2 separate regions of the Homo sapiens genome follow, and region 2 is linked to region 1. A link is a loop called in an ENCODE intact Hi-C map of the cell type or tissue named here. Cell type or tissue: IMR-90. All regions are shown on one strand. Each heading gives the region's core, and the rest is flanking DNA. Links, peaks and the distances in the headings are about the cores only.

What was found. A loop is a pair of places that touch in the nucleus more often than their neighbours do. Peaks named below come from ENCODE experiments on the same cell type or tissue, not always from the same donor. Only the 100,000 strongest peaks of a DNase experiment are listed, where the experiment ranks them.
Region 2: a loop joins it to region 1, with 5 times the contacts of the local background. A loop is called at or near these places in 20 of 110 quality-filtered maps.

Annotation. Positions count from the first base shown.
Region 1 is chr11:12,408,622-12,416,633 of GRCh38, reverse strand. The region is part of intron 1 of PARVA (parvin alpha); the gene reads right to left. Among named protein-coding and RNA genes, the nearest start is that of PARVA, 35 kb to the right of the region's middle. In IMR-90, for the core only: a CTCF peak has its summit at 4,182 (motif pointing left); DNase peaks (open chromatin) are centred at 4,163 and 4,673; H3K4me3 peaks cover 226 bases; H3K27ac peaks cover 4,383 bases.
Region 2 is chr11:12,494,158-12,499,157 of GRCh38, reverse strand. It overlaps PARVA (parvin alpha), which reads right to left. Exons shown (of 13, transcript NM_018222.5): 5 at 2,560-2,700. Among named protein-coding and RNA genes, the nearest start is that of PARVA, 120 kb to the right of the region's middle. In IMR-90, for the core only: a CTCF peak has its summit at 2,853; a DNase peak (open chromatin) is centred at 4,257; H3K27ac peaks cover 818 bases.

The DNA of each region.
Region 1 (8,012 bases), core at 1,543-6,542:
TTCTTTCCTTTTCTTCCTTCCTTCCTGAAGCAGCAGGGACCCTTCATCAGGGCAGATGGCGCTGGAGTCGGCGAAGGTTCCAGCTGTACAGAGAGCCATATAAGCTGTCTGTGAAATCTTCAGGTTTTGGTATTCATTATTTAGGTTCTGTGGAAATGAGTTTGCTTTGAAGTCTACTAACTCATCCTTCTCTTCAACTTCTTATTTCCTGTAAATGATCCATTAGTTTTTGGCAAGATTCATGTCACACAGCATTTCCACCAGAGGGGCTGTTCTACCGCTAGGGACAGTTTGAATGCTGTCTCTTGAGGTGGAACTGGATGAAAGATGGGGATGTGTAGACTCTGCTTTCTTAAAAGCTGCCTCAACCAGCCCTAACGTTGCCTCGAATTAATAATGTGAAACACATGCTCTATCTGCCTGCTAACGGGTGACAAAGCCATTTATGTTCATAATGGCCAAAATTATTCTACGGATGAAAATTTTTCTAAAACTGTGCTAGTCCATCAGTTTCACCAAGGGGGAAAATTCCCCCTCAATCATTCCACTTTCAACCTCTTTCCCAAAACAGCCAGTTCACCACAGCATTATGATGTTGAAAGGGAAAACAAATGGAGGTTATAAACAGTTCTAAGTTTTCAAACTTTCTGCCCCCAATAAGGCAAGCATAGATTAGTGCCAACAGCTAAGTAGAGAAGGCGCTACGCCTTTTCACCAAGATCCAGGGGGCTATGCGGGACTCTTGTGGGTTTCAGAGACCAAACAAATCAATTACAAGGCTTCATCTTTAAATAAAATTGGGCTGAAAAAGTACTCAGCAAAATGCCTAATCTCTCTCTCTCTCTTTTTCCTGGCTGGTGGGAGCAGAAAGATATCCCTTTGATATCAGAGCAAATAAAATTTGAATTACTGACTGCTCATGTTAATGCTGAATTTTACTACCACCATATTTCAAAATGAAATTATTCTAACATGTATGTCTCAAATTAAGATCTGTGATAATATATATTGTAGTCCAGAAAACATCTTAGGCTCAGATGATGTAAAGGCTGATTCCCCTTGAGAGTAAAGTCTGGCCATTGTTTCTCATAGACTAAAGCTCTCCTGGTCCCTCCCAATAAATCTAAGTATTGATGACATCAGGGAGTGCTGCCTGGTTATTGAAGCACATGTTGGGGTGGGGGAGGGGATGGGGAGGGCAAGGCCACACCACTTCATTGTCAAAGTGGTTGGTATGTCTTAAATGCAGGGTTGTCAACATACGGCTTTCTCCTCTGATTTACAAAAATGAAAGGCCTAGGAGAAAGCTTAGCATATGACACACGAAACTTTGTGTACTCTTATTCTGCCATGCTGGAATCCTAGTTTCAAGTTTCTCATGCCATCTTTGCTCCCATGAGCCTCATAATGTCTTTTGGGGGTATTCACAGATTTCCAGTCCCAAAACGCCCATCTGTGTAAGCACAGCCTGCAGCTGACATGTCAAATAAACTCTCTCCCTAAGTCATGACATTCTCAATATTGCCTTTCCTGTTGTTAACACATCACTTCATCAAGGTGTTGGGATGGGATGGAAAACAAGGGGTTAAGCCAGCCCACCAGTGCCCAGGCTGGTTCCTGACAGCCGACGCTAGGTCCACCCTTACATTCTGTGAAGAACACTGCCCTTGAGACTGTGGGATGATTCCTCCTTAGGGAGGAAAGATGTCTTCACCTCCCCAAAGCCTTCTTGTCCAAAGGCTTGCCAACTTCCACCAGGCCCACTAATTAGATGTTAGTTCACATCGATCCAGGGCTGGCCATAACCCACAGAACTCCTGGCCTAGCCCTGCAGATGGCTCCACGCAACTAACGCTGTAAGAATCTAATTCCATGTTTTGAATTACTTTTCACAATTCTTTTCACTTCATATGAAAACAAGATCAAATGTTTATAAGGACTCGTTTGAATATATTTTCACTTTCCAAGCACAAACTTAGAGACAAAAAAAAAAAAATGAAATTTTCAGCAGCCATAAGACAAGAATGCATTTCTCCGGCTACCAAGTCAGATCATGGTGCAATAAAAACATCTCCAAACGCTTTCTGATACATTCTCTCATTTAACCTTATAACTCCTTAATGTTCACATTTTAATTGCAGTTTTAGAGCGTTAAGATCCTCCAGCAGCGCTGAAAGATGAAAGAATTTAAAAATTATTTAATACTAACTCGAAGCAAAAGCGAAGGCATTTCAGGCGGCTAACACAAAAGTTTCGCATTTAAACCACTCAAACTTCTCAGAATCTGCATAAAACTCAGCAAACTAAGTCTGTTGGATCTTTGACTAAGGAAGTGGGCTGTTGTAAAATGTAAACTCCTAACGGGCATCTCTAGCTCTTTTTGTTTTAATTTAAAAACTGGAGTGTAATTATCTCTTATTTACAAGAGTCACAAACACTGCCGAAGGGAAAATAAACCTCCTCTTTTGGGATGAAGTTGCTGACAAAGGTTTGACAGAGAAAAATAATTAATAGTTCTGTGCTGGCACGGGGAGAGTCCCAGAGCTTGGAGAAGTGAACTTGAAGATGTGCCACGCACGGCTGCCGTGTGGCCCTGGAATCCCAGGGGCCCAGCCAAAGGCAGGGTACACGTCTGGTCCTGAGAATGTGGGCAGCTTTGAGAGGGACTTAGGCTATGGCATGAGACAAAAGTCCAAGAGGTTTTTGAATATCCTCCTTAAGTTACTGTTTTGTGCAGAAACTGCTTTGTTCTCTGGTTACAAACTTTCTCCTGTTCAAGAAACCTGTCCATGGGTGATTAATGTCTTTCAGCTGGGGGCTCGAGTGTTCTCCAAGTTTGGTTCTGGGCTCTGCTGTTTAGAATCCCCACCTTGGGAAATAGAGGCAAGAGAGCCTTCAGGACAAGGAGCCGCCTGTGCCAGCTCCCTGGAGCCTACGGGGCACCTCACCTGACTACTGAGGTTAAAGCAGAGGAGAGGTGCACGTAAGATCATGTGCAGCTGGGTCAAAACCCTTGGAAGGAGGAGTCTGCTTCTTAAAAATGTGTGAGTGTACAGGTTCCATCATAACACTGCTTTTAAAGTAAACTACAAGAATCTTTTGAATACAAACCATATCGCATTCTAGCAGACATCCCTCTGTATTTTCATTTGCCTACATGAATGCTAGGAAGCCCATGGCCCAAAACAGTAAGATATTCTCATCCTTTTGTCATTATTATTAATGATGGATGTACTTGTAATGCCTATACATTTCTGCCTCGTGTGATAATCCCTTCCCTTCCCCTGGAGCACAGTCATGTTTTAAGATTGGCAACTATTTTATATCCTTTTGAGGCATGTTTGGGTGATTGGAAAGGGTTCAGATCTTGAAGCTGGACAGAATCTGATTTCTAGCCTTAACAAATCATGCAATGTTCCCGGGCCTCAATTTCCTCATCTATGAAATGGAGATAATATCTTTGTGGCAGAATGGGCAGAGATTATCCTGGCCTAATTCCCCTTGTATGCCCAAAGACAAATGCCTGGCACAGGCAGACGCCTGCATCCCAATGCCTGGCACAGAGTTGGCACCCAATGCACAAGAGCTATTGTTATTATTACTCTTAATAACACAACAAAAAAACAAAACAGTGGATGTTACTGACCAGAGCAATTTCTAATTCCAGCTTCATTATTTCAGATTAACTCAGCTGTTTTCCCCTCTTCTTATAGAATTCAAAAGAAAAGCCCTGAGATTTTGGCTCCAACTTCTCAGTGATACTTTTGGCCTTAGGAATATCTATTAAGAGTTTGCGATCCAAGGAGAACTATTAACACTGGCGTGGAAAGGGAAATTAGGAAGTCTGAATGAAGTAAAGGTCTGCTTGCGCATATAACAAGACCATTTTTCCTGCAAATATTATTTTCTTGGCTCTCAGGATCTTTTGTCCCTTTCTCTGTAGGCTGGGACCTCTGGGGCAAAGGACAGTGAGGGGCCCACACATGTTTAAAGAACAGGCTGGTACATCCTGTCCTTGCTACAGAGCCTGGCACATCAGTAGCAAAACAGACCTCTCTTTTGACACACTTTCTTTGAGGATTCTGCCAGACCCAGGCTTGCTGCTGAAGCCACCACTGAGCCTTCCTCTCGGCCTGGGCTGGTGAACTGCATCCCGGAGCCCCCTGGTGGTCCTTTCCATACTCACACCTCATTCCCACACCCTCTGGGGCAGGGAGAAAACGGCCTTAAAAGACCCACCCAAGGGTTAATCTCTGGTATCCATCATCCACTGGGGCACCCCATTTTCTTAGGATGAAGGCAACATGCTCTGTGTTAAAGATGGTATAGAAATGGCACCTTTCTCTAACATCAAGAGTCATTCATTAAGCATCTCTTAAGCACCTACTGTGTGCCAGGCTCACGCTGGACATGAGGAATAGAGGATTATGACTCAGCTCCTGCTCTTAAGAAGCTTCCAGTGTACAGGAAGAGGCAGACATGAGAGCTGAGAAAGACAATAGAGAGATGTGCCCAGGGAACCCTAGGGACAGTGTCAGTCTCTGTAAGGAAAGTGGGAATTGCATCAGGGAGGAAGGATAAGTTAAACTGGATCTTAGAGTCTTTGCATAGAGATTAGAAAGAAACTAGGCAGGCAGAGAAAGGAGGGAAGGCATTCCTGGGGGATGAGTCGATATGCCTCAATGCCCGGACCTATTAGGGGAATGCTGAGAAGCTGGGGGTGCCTGCAGCAGGAAGGAGTGATAAAGCAGGCTGGTGATGTGGGCAGGGCTTGGAGTGAGAAGACCTCGTAGGTCACACCAGGGAGTGTAGACTTGATCTTCTCCAGTGATTTTTCAAACCATGTTTTTAGACTCCCCATAAACATCTGATTCTAATTTCATGGATGCTGAGACCAAGGGAAAACTGGAGTGGTCATCCATAATCTGCTAACTTTACATTTCTGTGTTCAATTCCGTCTAACCATGAGAAGAATATCAGATAAATTCTAGTAGAGGGGCATCCTACAAAACACCTGACCAGTACTCCTAAAAAGTGCCGAGGCCATCAAAAACAAGGAAAGTAAAAAAGCTATTATAGCCAAGAGGAACCTAGGGAGGCGTGACAACCTAATGTACTATGGTACCTTCCCTGGTGGAACCCTGGAACAGAAAAAGAAATCTATTAGGGAAAAACTAAGGAGTTTTGAATAAAGTATGAACTTTAGTTGATGATTATGTATTAACATTGGTTCATTAATTATAATAAATGTACCATACCAATGTACAATGTTGGCAATAGGGGAACTGGGTACAGGGCCTATGGGAACTCTCTGCACTATCCCACAATTTCTTGTAAATCTAAAACTGTTCTATTAGGTTGGTGCAAAGGTAATTGTGGTTTTTACCATTAAGATGGCAAAGATCGCAATTACCTTTGCAGCAACCTAATAAAAAGTGAAATCTGTTTTTAAAAATCCTTTGTTCATCCAAACAGCCAAATTATTGTCACTGATAAGCTTTATAACTGTTATAAGTTAGAACTTAGAAAATTAACTTGTGCTCTAGTAACATTAGCTAACATTTATTTGGTAGCTATACCAGGCCAGGTACTCTGCTAAGTACCATACTTGATCTCCACAACAGCCTCATGAACTAGGGATCGTCAGTATCACACCCCCATTTTACAGCTGAGAAAAGTGAGGTACGGCGAGGTTAGACAGCTTGCCTGAGGTTATACAGGTAAGTGGCAGAGCCTGCATTTGGACCCAGGTCTGTCTGATGCCAGAGTCCAGATGCTTAATGATGAACATTCCATGCGATACTTTATTGAAAAAGAAGGGTCCACATAACTTTCATTTATTTCTTTCTTTTTAACACTGAAAGCCATAGCTATAGATGGGGTGGGGAGAAGAAGGGATCCTCAGTAGTTTTCCACTGGAGGAGGAACTAGGTCAGAGTTTGGTTTGGGAATGAACATTCTGGCAGCTACAGTGTGAAAGATGGGCTGGCGTAGGCACTGGGCTCCTGCTGCTGAGATTTTCTAGTGATGTCTCCAAAAGGAGGAGGAGAAGCAACGAGAGAGAATGAACTTCCCTAAAAGGATAAAGCAAAAGCCCTCGTATAGCAATCCTTCGGATCTAGACCCAACCAATCAAACCACAGGCATTGCTGAGCCCCTGAATGTATGCCTGGCACAGGCCTGTCTCCACAGACAGGAGCCGACAGTAAAGAGAAAATAACCGCAGCCCAAGAGATGGAGCAGCTGGCCCGGAGTCCCTGCCGGGGGGAAAGGCAGACCTTGGAGGGAATGCTTCCTGTGGCCTGGGGTAGGCAGGGGTGTTCCTGGAGGAGGCCTGTGGGCTGAGCCCTGAAGATGAGGAAAGGGCAGATAGGACTTCAAGCAGAGCCCAGGCCAGCACAAGGCAAACCTGATCCCTGCCCTGCAGTCCCGGGGGCCTGGGTGGCCCAGCCCGGAGATGCCTAGGGCTGAGAGCCTAATCCCTTACCATGAGCTCTGTAGTCTCTCCTGCCCTCCTGGATCAATTAAAAGTGGGAGTCACTTCACCAGTGTACTTGAGAGGCTACTATGTGCCACCTAGAGGCACATTTGGAATTTGGTACTCCTAGAGTTTACAGAAAACAATAGCAAGTCCCCTAGATAGTCAACTCTGCAAAAGCAAAGATGCTGTCTCAGACAGCCTGGCATGTAGCAGGTACCAATTAATAGGCAGTGAACTCAAGAAAGAATTAAAATTGCATGGGTCAAGGGTAATACTGGAATGTACTAAACTGCAGTTGACAATGTTTGGTGCAAAAACTTCGTACTTGCTTCCAACTGTGGCTCTAACAAATTAGTAAATGCTTAGTGGCTTACAACACTAATTTATTATTTCACAATTCTGGAGGTTAGAAGTCGAGCTAAAATCAACATGCTGGCAGGGCTGCATTCCGTTCTGAGGGCTCTAGGGGAGAATCCATTTCCTTGCCTTTCCCATCTTCTAGCAGCCACCCCTATTTTTTGGTTTGTGGCCCCTTACTCCATCTTAAAAGCCAGTGATGTCACATCTTCATGGCCATTCTTCCATAGTCACACTTCCTTCTGACTCTTTCTTCTGTCCTCTCTTCCACTTTTAAGGACACTTGTGATCACATTCGGTGCACCTGGATAACTCAGGAAACTCTCCCTATGTTAAGGCCAGCTGATTAGCAACCTTAACTCCATCTGCAACTTTAATTCTCCTTTACCATAGAAGATAACATACCTACAATTCCAGGGATTAGGACATAGACACTTTCGGGCTGCCACTATTCAGCCTACCACAACCCCAGATTTTAAGGTCAAACTGTAGGAGATAACCATTCTGTCTCCAAAATGTGAAAACAATAATTACCTCTTCTGAAGCATCTCTGTGTACCAGGCACACCACTACATATTATATATATATAACCTTACTTAATTGTATTTGATGTTTAATGAAGCAGGCACTGTTAAGAAACCAGAACTGGTCACTCACTTGCTAAAATCCTCTAATGACTTTCCATATGTCCTTAGGAAAATTCATAGGCTTCCAGTGGCCCTGCAAGGCCCTGTGGGACCTACCTTTGGCCCAACATCTAGCACCATCCCCCTCGGCCTCTCCCAGGTCCTCCGTGCTTCAGCCATGGGGGCCTCCTTTTGGTTCCTTGAACTCTCGTGGCTGTACCTACTGACCCCTCTTTCTGGAACATTCATTCCCAAGATCATAGTTAGTCCCACTTCACTATTCCAATCCCCACTGAAATATCTGTCCTCAGGGAGGCCTTCCTTAGCCATCTGCTCTGAAGTGACCACCCCGCTTCCCACCAAGCCACTATTATCTAAAATTATCATTATTTGTTTTATATTGCCTGTCTGGTCCATGGGGTCAGAAACCTAGTCTACCCTATTCACTGCTATATCCTCCAACCCCTAACATAGGGCTTAGTAAATAGTAGGGTCTTAAGAAATATTTGTTAAGTGAGCAGTTCTGAACTGGATAAATGAAAAAAACT
Region 2 (5,000 bases), core at 1-5,000, 84 kb before region 1:
TAATCCATCTCAGTTCTGGAAATTTATCTAAAGGGAGTAATTCAAGCAAAAAGAGGCACAAGCTAAGACATTCAGTTTGGTGCTATCTGATATTAGAAATAGGTTGGGAAACATCCTAAAAGGATAGGCATCAACCTAGGGTTTAAGTTAACAGTGGGATATCTACCCTATGAAATAGAAACAGCTATCAAAAATTTTAACTACAAAGACCACGAGGGAATGTAGAAAATACGTGTGATGTAAGATCAAGCGAAAAATAACAAAACACAAAAATGTATATGACTTGGGCCAGGTGCAGTGGCTCACGCCTGTAATCCTGGCACTTTGGGAGGCCAAGGCGGGTGGATCACCTGAAGTCAGGACTTTGAGACCAGCCTGGCCATGGCGAATTCCTGTCTCTACTAAAAATACGAAAGTTAGGTGGGCGTGGTGGGGCATCCCTGTAATCCCAGCTACTCAGGAGGCTGAGGCAGGAGAACTGCTTGAACCCAGGAGGCGAAGGTTGCAGTGAGCCAAGATTGTGCCACTTCACTTCAGCCTGGGCAACAGAGCGAGACTCCATCTCAAAAAAAAAAAAAAAAAAAAAGTGTATATGACCTGACCAAGCAAAATGATGCAGTGATGTAACTAGTAACAAATGAAACAGTGAAATGAAACAAATGAAAACAAACAAATGAAAAGCTAGATTAGCATGGTAATACGAGTGATGATTTTTCTTGCACACATTTCCCCGTAAGAAATTAAAGTAAGCATAAACCAAACAAATCATTCAAAGCCACTGGAGACAATGTTCTTGATGTGGCTTTAAAAGACCCTGTTCTAGGCTGGGCACAGTGGCTTGTGCCTGTAATTCTAGCACTTTGGGAGGCCGAGGCGGGTGGACTGCCTGAGCTCAGGAGTTCGAGACCAGCCTGGGCAACATGGTGAAACCCTGTCTCTAGTAAAATACAAAAGAAATTAGCTGGGCTTGGTGGCACACGCCTGTAATCCCAGCTACTCGGGAGGCTGAGGCATGAGAATCGCTTGAACCTGGGAGGCGTAGGTTGCAGTGAGCTGAGATTGCACCACTGCCCTCCAGCCTGGGCAAGGGTGAGACTCTGTCTCTACAAAAAAATAATAATAGTAATAAAAGACTCTGTTCTTCTATCTCAGACTTTCCCAAATTGGGTGCCATGATAAGTTAAATATGTTTGACTTGTTTTTTTTGGAGGGGTACAGGGAGGTGGTCCCTATTCAAAGGAGCGGGAGATAGGATCAAACCAAACTAAACAGCAGTCTTCATTAGAGGACTTCTCTAATGTTTATGACTATTGTGGATTTTTAAAATGCAGATACATTTCCCAAACTAGTCATCAACCTCCCTGCCCTGCCTTGTTCTCCCCCATTGACAATACTAGCATTCCTGGAACACAGTGAAACAGAGCCCCTCTCCTTGATAGCATCTAGGGCCCAGGGCACGGCCTCCCCTCCTCCTGCCCTCAGGTGTCTCCCTCTGCGGGCAAAGAACGCCCTGTGCCCTGTTCCCAGCGTCACTGCTGTGCAAAGCAGCTGATCATGCTGTGCACAAAAACGTGTAATTATGCCGAGGAGGCACTTGGTGTCTCAGCCCCAACGTCAGATGTTAGAGACCTGCTGGAGGGATTGTGACTGGCAGTTACTGGGTTTCTAACTTTAGAGGTGAAGACTCCATTTGCTTTCCCAAGTTTGAAAAGTATTTTTTTTTGTAGGGGGCTGTTGATTTTAAGTTGTGTAAGTTAGACGCAATAAAGCATAGTACTTAACCCCTTAATAGTTAAAGGCAAAACACAGTCTAATCTAATCTTTTATTAATCTAAATTCATATTTTTATCTATTACAATAAACTTTGGAATCCAGTTGCTACTGCTAGATTCACCTAATCCCTTGATTAATTCTGATAGGGACTCATTAAGTCTGTATTAGACACCGGGCCTTTGGAGCAGTAAATGAACTAATAATTTATAAACTAATAATTATTATAAACTAATAATTTATGCTTTCTGAGGTCTCTGAGCTATGCTACCTGTAAAAAGCTGAATTTTAACATCTTGTTTCAGTGCCTATGATCTCAGCCATATCTTTGCTCTTTCTAGAAAATGAAGGGGGATTGGAAGGGCGCGGGCTTTGGAATAGACAGAACTGAATCCTTGCTCCCTGCTTCTCAGCTGTGTGAATGTGGGGACCTCAGCTTCCCAAGCCTCTCCAAGCTGCAGACAACAGCTTTCTCAAAAGGCTGTGCTGGGACTTAGAAGAAGTAGCTCAGTGAATGAGTTTCCTTCCCTTCCCCATTTCACGTGAGGTTTCTATGCAAAGCCTTTTACAGAAGAGGAACGTGAGATTTTGACATTCTGTTATTTTTCCCCAAGGGTATGGATGGAACTTCTTCCAAGTTCTGAGGAAGCGGGGCAACTTGTTCAAAGATAAATGAGTTTGACCCCCTCCCCTGAAGCCTGCCAAGCTTATGGATGGCTTCTTGGGGAAGCCCCATGGCAGGGACCACAGGCATTGTTTAATGGTGCCCCTTTCCTTTGTTCAACTCACAATCCACATTCCACTTGATGCTCCTGGGAGGAAGTTTCAGGGTTTCATTGATCTTCTCCAGGACAGTCTGCAGTTTTTGCTTCTGAGCAATCTCTGACTGGGTGACCTCAGCCACATTTAGCTTCTCACTCTCCAGTTTCTCTGAGGGTGACAAGGGAAAAGAGAACAGCTGTTATGCTGGGCCCCAGACAACCCTACTGCATGCACTTACTCAGTTATTCGGTCTCTCATGCACTCATGCATGCATGCACTCTTGCAACAATAGATACTGGATGCCTACCAGCAGAGGGACACTGCTGTCCCCTCATCACCTTATGGTGGCACCAGCAGCATCAGTACTGTGAGAGCCTCATGATCATGACTTGAATCCCCAGATCCCAGGGGCATTTAACCTAGCCTGTCATATTTGAACTCTATCATTCTGGAGTTTTCTCCTTCTTTTCAATTCTATCTTCTCCAAGGACATCTCTGTGCTCCGACTGGAAAGCCTTCTCTGTAGAGTTAGTCAAGGCATTTTGTACATTCCTGTAGTACAGTCTGGTCAGGTCCAATCATACTTATCTGTTTTAAGTACCTTCTTTCCTTTTAAACCCACCTGGAAGGTAACTTACTTAATGTGTCATATTTAATCAATTCTAAGGCACATATTTTTCACATTTTAACATCCTTAAAGTCAGGTTGTGTTTTACTGGCATCCTACAATGGCTGCCAGCTAGGTGGAAGGTCTAAGAGTTATCATTGTCTCCACGGGCATGAACTTGCTTGTAGCTCTTCACAGTATGATTACTTACATGTCTCAATAAGCCTACATGAGCACCTTCAAAAAGTATAAAATAAAAATTCTCAGCAACAAGAAAGCATTGAGTAATAGCTTAAAGTGATTTTTCTCTTTCTGAGTGGTTTTTATATAATGGTGTGTTTTAAAATCAATAGTTTTTTTTTATGCAATGACATAACACCTTAATACTTAAAAAAAAGGAAAAACTCAGTCTAATCATTTTGTTAATCTAAATTCATATTTTAATCTATTACAAAGAAAAAAACAACTTTGGACTCCTTAACAGGAAATTGGTTGCCTACCACTGGAACTCACCCAATCACTTCTAATTAATTTAAGATTGACAGAACTGCACACATTTAAAATATCTTTTCTCCTAATTTTTAAGGGCTGCTATACAAGTTAAATTTTACTATGTATCAATATTTTCCCTAATGCTTACATAATTTATTTTTAAGTAACTGTGGTTTATCTAAGCCAAATGCCCCTTGAGTCATTCTTTGAAGATAAAGTTGCCCAATGGAGAATTTATGCAGGTTCTGTGGATTTGCGAATTTTTTTAAGCACCTCAGTAGGACAATCTCAAGCTATTCTTACCTGTGATGGCCTGAAATGTTCTCTTTAGTTGTTTAAGCCATTTTTATCTCTAAAGTTCAGGGATTTAACAAGAATAAATCTAAATGTCTTCTTCTTACATCTTGAAGAGACCTTGTGTGTGCCTTATCCATTTTTAGGCTGAATTCTTATCTTGGATCCTCTCCTACTGAAAAAATGACAAGTTATTTTCTTTCACTTTTTCCCATTATTTTCAGATGATGTAATTGTCTCTATAGAAGCAAGTTATTTTAATCTTACTTTGCAACTACAAGCATTGGATAGAGGCTGCCCAAAATGCTAGGTTAAGAACCTTCTGGTCTTATCTTGGCTCAGAGGCAAAGATTGCAGGCAAAGATTACTGATGACTGTTGTGAGAGAGGGTTGGGTGGGGAGGAGAGGAGTGAGGAGGAGCCACTTATTTGCTAGCTCTGCTGTGTTGCATCATTGTCTATACATTTTCATATTTAAAATCTGGCATTGAACAGATTTTCAGCTTAGGTCTCTGAGTCTGTTTTCTAGGTCAATAACTTTTTCTTGCACAGTTGTCTAGTTCATTCTTTTTTTTTTTAAATGGTGTGACATAAGAAGAAATATACATCTTGCCTCCTTGATCTCCCTTCCTAGCACAGAGCTTCTAAAAACCTTGTAACTTTCTGAAAGATGATAGTGGCATCTATGGTTATAATATTTGGGTTTTGTCCCCAGTTCCTGAAAAAGCTCTGAAATGATTAAGGTAAAAGGAACATCTTTTGTTATTCATAACAAGCCCCTTTCACCTACATCTGAGTTTATGTTAATGAGGCAACTTTTAGAAAGCTCTGAGGATGGGGAAGCTGATTGCCAGGAGAACCAAGCATATGATTAAAGGATTGGAACATTCAGCCTCATACCCCCGACCCATGAGAAAGGGGAAGGAAGCTGGAGGTCAACTATCAATGGCCAGTGATTTAATCAGTTATGCCTACTTAATGACACTTCATAAAAACTCTGGCCGAAAATGTTCAGAGAGCTTCCTGGTTGGTAAATATATAAAGGTGCTGGAGGGTCATGCACATGAGAAAGCATG